Linked DNA regions of Homo sapiens: region 1 is linked to region 2. Evidence: chromatin contacts called from ENCODE Hi-C or POLR2A ChIA-PET data. All regions are on one chromosome and are shown on one strand. Each heading gives the region's core, a stretch centred on a gene start or an enhancer-like site at or near the end of the contact. The rest is flanking DNA. Distances are from core to core; before and after follow the strand shown.

What was found. Hi-C counts contacts between places; a loop is a spot of excess contacts on that map. ChIA-PET counts read pairs that join two places held with the same protein, here RNA polymerase II (POLR2A).
Region 1: a map of ascending aorta shows a loop between it and region 2 (5-fold over the local background). The contact joins the enhancer-like site here to the promoter of RAB7A in region 2. A Hi-C loop is called at or near these places in 1 of 168 maps with a recorded cell type or tissue (ascending aorta). POLR2A ChIA-PET finds 5 or more read pairs at or near these places in 1 of 52 experiments (AG04450).

Annotation. Positions count from the first base shown.
Region 1 is chr3:128,381,019-128,383,718 of GRCh38, reverse strand. The region is part of intron 6 of EEFSEC (eukaryotic elongation factor, selenocysteine-tRNA specific); the gene reads right to left. Among named protein-coding and RNA genes, the nearest start is that of DNAJB8-AS1, 81 kb to the left of the region's middle. Within about 2 kb of position 1,403, at least 17 of the 41 ENCODE cell types and tissues checked have a DNase peak (open chromatin) inside an H3K27ac peak, as active enhancers do; they include ascending aorta, where a contact is called at or near this core.
Region 2 is chr3:128,724,825-128,727,524 of GRCh38, reverse strand. RAB7A (RAB7A, member RAS oncogene family) reads right to left here and starts at 1,342. Exons shown (of 6, transcript NM_004637.6): 1 at 1,166-1,342. RefSeq lists a silencer at 919-1,208 and enhancers at 475-1,459, 1,489-1,618.

The sequences.
Region 1 (2,700 bases), core at 154-2,653, 340 kb after region 2:
ACTCAGGGCCTGGCACGAGGCCAGGAAGGGGGTGGTGCCTGCCAAGTGCTGGCTGATGCCTTCCAGGCCAGGGCACAGCCACCTTGCTCTCCTCCTCCAGGAAACCCAGTGTAACACACAGCCAGGAGCTCAGGCTCTATACCCAGACCACCAAGATCCCGACCCTAGTCCAGGCGCAGATCAGCTGCGTGCCTTCACAAAAGACATGTGACCTCTCTGCGCCTTAGTCTCCTCATCTGAAACATGGGAACAGGTTTGGTGTAAGGCCCAAGTGAGTTCATATAACAGAAAGTGCTTAGAACAGCGGCTGGCACAAAGCAAGGTCTAAAGAATGTTTACTATTTTTATTCCTTACCCAAATCACCCCACCCCATTCACTGAGCATACCTTCCCCATATTCACGGAGCACTTATTGTGCCCTGGGCCCTGTTCCAGGGGTGGGGGTCCAGCATGGTGTGAGTTATTTCTGTAACGGGGACAGGCTTGTAACCAATAGATGAATACAGGAGAAAGTTTCCGATAGTGCTAGATGCTAGGAAGGCAGTACAGCAAAGAGACAGCGGGATGGTGCTGGGTTTGGGGGTGTTCTTTTGGAAAGGGTATTCAGAGGGGCCCGAGGAGGCAGTGTGGGAAGTGGGGCCTCAGAGGCAATGAGATCTGAGGAACTGGGGGCAGGGATCCACTCAGGTCTTCCAGGAGGCAGGGAGGGGCTGGGGGAATGGGGGCGCCTCCAGCCAAGGCAGCCTGCCATCTCAGGGAGGCAGCAGGTGACTGCCCAGCACAGACTCCTCTGCCCGCTCCCTTGTGTGGACAAATGAGCTGGGTTGAATTTCCCGCCAGGGTCAGGGGAGTTGGGGAACCTGGAGGGAGAAGAGTAGGGGTTGCTTTTTCTTCTCTCTCTCCCTCTTTTTTTTTCGGGCTCATCCTAGTATGGCTCTGAGACTACGGAGGGAAAAAGGGCAAGAGTTGAGAGTGGCAGGAATTTATGAGCTCAGAGTTCAGGCTGCCTTTGGCAGGGGTAGGGGAAGAGGGCTCCTTTTGCCAAAACAATATTTAATTTCTTTAAGGCAGCCACAAAGCCATGATTAAGCTTGGGGTCCTAAAACAAGCCCATAAAATCGAAAAATATTTATCTGGAAGGGTGGCAAGTCCAATAAAAGTTTTATGAATGTTTTACAACTGCCCTGTCAGGAAGCTGGCCTCTCACTCACCTCCCCCCTGTCAAAAACACACCACACACACAAAAGCGTGAGCACGCACACACATACATGGACACACATAGACGTAGGCGCACCTGCATGGAGCCGAGCCCACACAGCTCCTGCTGGTGCCGTGTCCGCTGGGCGCACACAGCCTGCTCTGAGACGAGGGCATAGGGTTGCCTCTCCCTGCACGCTCCCTGCTCTGCTGAATCCTGGCACAGCGTGTCTGCCCTGGGCTTGGTTGGCATCCAATTTCCCATGACACTTGCCTCAAGGCCCAGGAGTCTGAAGGAAGCATTTCTGATTTGAGGCCTTGGGTTTCTCTCCACAAGCAGCCCAGAGGGGCTTACAGAGAGGTCATGATGGGCAGTGCTTTCTTCTTCCTGACAACCCCAGGAGCTGGGCGTCATAGCCCCCATTCTAGAGAGCAGGAGACTCAGAGAGGAGAGGGCCTTGCCTGGGGCCACCTGGGAAGTGGCTTCACAGAACCACATTCGGGCCTATCTCTAGTGTCTCCTCCCGTCCCGAGGTAGTGGATGGCGTCCTCACGTGGCCCAGCGTACTTGTGCTCCACTGTTCTTCCCCCTGCTCCCTGCTGCCCCAGCCACAGGCCCTTCTGCTCTTTCCTTTTCCACCTCAGGGAAAGGAACATCTTTGTGCAGATCCCTCCCAGAATGCCCTTCCTGCTACCCTGTAGACTCTGAACCCCGGGCCAGGTCTCCTGGGTGCTGCTTCCTTAGAAGTGCCCTGCATTTCCTGCAGGCCCCACGAAGATGCCCCTTCCGTGTCAGACCTGCCCTCTTCCTCCACGGCACGCAGCTGCACAGAAGCTTATGCTCCTGGGCCTGACCAACTACCCCTTCTGTGGAAGCTCCAGGAAGCAGGCCCAAAGCTGTCTCTCTTGCCACTGAGTCCTAGCCTGAGCTGAGGGTTGGCACGCAGAGGTGATTGACGCATGAATGTACAGATCTGGGGCTCCAGAGCTCTGGCGCTGTTCAGGCCTAATGGAACTCATCCTGGCCTTGACCCAAAGCCTGTTCTTGCCTCATGAGACATCATCCCACTACATGGGGGAAGGCCCAGCCCCCAAAGCCAGTTTCCAAATCTTTGACCTGATCATTTATTTCTAGCAATCGGCAATCATCCCTTTCTAACAACAATAAAGATGACCACTCAGGGAGAGGGCCAAATATACACCAGCCGCCCAACCCATTCATCTCCACTTGCTTCCCATTTCCTCTTCACAGGCTGCAGAGCTGTGAACCAACTGCCTGGTGGCACTTAACCCATGGTCCATTCAAACCCAAGGGTGTCTGACTCCAAGTCATGGATAGGAGGTGGTCTCTAGCAGGAAATCACATGGAGCAAGCCAGGGGCCTGGCTTTCCAACTAAATGCCCAGGTTTCCCTTCACCCCATAGCAAGAGCCAATCAGAAATCCCAGCTCCACTCTGCTTAGGGGAGGCCCAAAGATTCCCTGTCAAGGCCTGATATTCTGG
Region 2 (2,700 bases), core at 93-2,592:
AACGGCATTTCTTATGGCTTTAAGGGAGAACTGATGCTACCAGAAAGACTTTCAAATGACATCAATAGAAAGAAAGGAGGTGGTGGGAGGCACTGAGGTACAGATACCAGGTAGCAAAAGATAAACCAGCAAGCTTCAGGGGTACGTGAAAGCAGTACAACCTAGAAATTTAATACAGTGCTCTGGAGTCTGACTGCCTGGGCTTGCATCTCTGCTTCGTAACTTATTAGCTGTGTGACCTTGGCCAAATGGCTTAGCCTCTCTGTTCAACTTCCCACTGTGTTAAGTGGGCACAACAGTGGTACTTCAGAGGGTTGTTCAAAGAACTAAACATAATGATCTGTTAAAAGGTCTTGCCACGCTGCCTAGCATACAATAAACGCTCAAATATTTGCTGTCAATATTCTCAATATTCCCCTTATGACCCCATTAGGTATCAAGCCTAAAATGAATGCAGAAAGAGGCCCCAAACACGGTCGGAATGGAAACACAACTCTACATCCAACTACCATCTTTCCTCGATTAAGTTGAAAAACTTCTCTCAGGATTTACCGTAACATGCCTAGGACAAAAAGCTCCCTGTCTCCCAGCGCCAGAGGCGCCTCAATGTACACAAGTGTCGAGGCGAGCCCAGCGCACGTGACCTGACTCACTGCCTTGACTCAGTTGCCGTCAGGGAACTCCCACTAACAGGGTCAGGCTGTTCAACTGAAGAACCGGATGGGAACGCGGCTCGGCCCCCAGCGCCTGTGACCCATGCCCGCCGGGTGGGCACGGCGGCGGGCGGCGTGGGCTCTGACACCCTCCTGCTCGCCGCGCTAAGGAACTCCACTGGCCAGCGCGTCCTGCCGCGGCGCAGGGCCGCCCAAGTCAAGGAACCCTCTCGGGTCTCTGAGATCCAGGCCAACAGTAAACAGAGCGTCCGAGACGGGTGGCCGGGGCGGGCAACCCGGCCAGAGGTCACGCCCGACGACCTCCGACCTCTCCAAGCCGGGTGGGGTCTTGGCCTGCTCCGGGGGCCTGAGCGATGCCGGGTGTGCCCGCGTGGCCAGGGCTGGGACTGGAGCCTGCCCAGGAGGACAGGGAGGACGCGAGGCCCTGGCGACCGAGGGGCTGAGGGGGGGGATGGGGCCAGGCCGCCGGCCGGGCTGGGCCCGCTGCTTACCGCGGCCGCTGCGCTGGGGGCTCCGGGCCGGGCGCGTCGCGAGGGCTCCCGCCGAGGAGGAGACTAAACGGAGGACAGAAGCGAGAAGGTCCAAGTTCTGGTTCCAGGGAACTCTCCCGAGCTCTCCAAGCCGCCAACTCCGCCGCTGCCGCCGCCTCAGGCTTTATGGCCAAGACTCCAGGCCCGCTCCCACTTCCGCCACCGCCGCCGCCCCGAGCGGAAGTACCTGTCACGAGACGCTCGACGCCAGGGTGCGGGGGAGGAGCCCCGCCTCAACCTTGCGTCACGTTCCGGCTGCCTCGGGACTGAGCCTGGATCTCGTGCTACAAACATGTCTGCCCCCAAATGGTTGTCCCCATCTTTGAGGCTCATACAAGGAGCAGGACGGCGCCATGTTGGACCCACAGACAGATTCCCTCAGCCATCCCTCCTTACTCCAGAATAAATAATGCCACCGAAGAGGGGACAAGGGGTAAACTGGCCATTCCAGTTGTGTCCTTCTTCGAAAGGCATCATTTATCCTTACTTTAATTACTTAACCAAAAATTATTATCACCATTTTACAAATAAGGAACTGAGACTCAGTATATCATGTCACTTGGTCTAGCTCAACACAGAAACTGGTGGAGCGAGGTTTTGAACCAAGATCTGTCTGATGCCAATATGTGTTATCGTTCTAGTAGACTGCAAATGACTACAGCAATTGTGTGGCTCGGTGATAGAGACAGGAGAAATAGGCACTTTGTCTGGCAGAGGAGACAGCCCAAGAAAATGGAAAATGAGCTAAAGCCTCTCTGAACTTAGTATTAGAGAAGATGTGATAAAGATGGACCGGGTAGAACTCTTCTTGTAAGCACAGAGCAGCCTCCCAAGCACCAGCCCCATCCGAACACATCAGGATCCACTCAGAATTTTTGCCTCCATCTTCAACAATGCCCTCTCATAGTCTTTTCTTATTTTGGTTCATGCAAGCTCCATTCTTTCAATTGTTCCATCCAAAAACCTTGCAATTGTTACAGTAAGTAGTCAGACCTGAGCAGGGCAGGAGAGGGGCCACTCCCCGACCAGCAATGTGAGGCAACCATGACGTGGTTGTCAGGTTAAGCTGTCTCTCTAAAATAATAATTGGTTGCAGCCAGACCAGAGAAAGGCAGTCTCCCAATAGATAAAAACACCTAAAACTGGTGATCAGCAGCTTCCCGATAAGATCTCAGGAGTTGAGGGGTCTGGGGAAAAAAAAAATCTCAAAAGCTAGGCAAGCAGTCTCAACCCTGAGATGGTACAATGTCTGGGGTTTCCCCTACTTTTTCAACCAAAATTGGCTCTTTCCCCAAAACCCTCACCACCTATTCTCCTGTTTTCTCTATGTGTATTCTGAAATGGCCTTGCACACTGCAGAACCATCCGCCTCTGGGGTAAGTCCACTCTTTCTCTGCTTTCACTTTGCATGTGCCCAGGAGTTCAAGACCAGCTTGGGCAACATAACAAGACTGTCTCTTCCAAAAGATAAACAAAAAAGAAAAGAGAAGGCACAC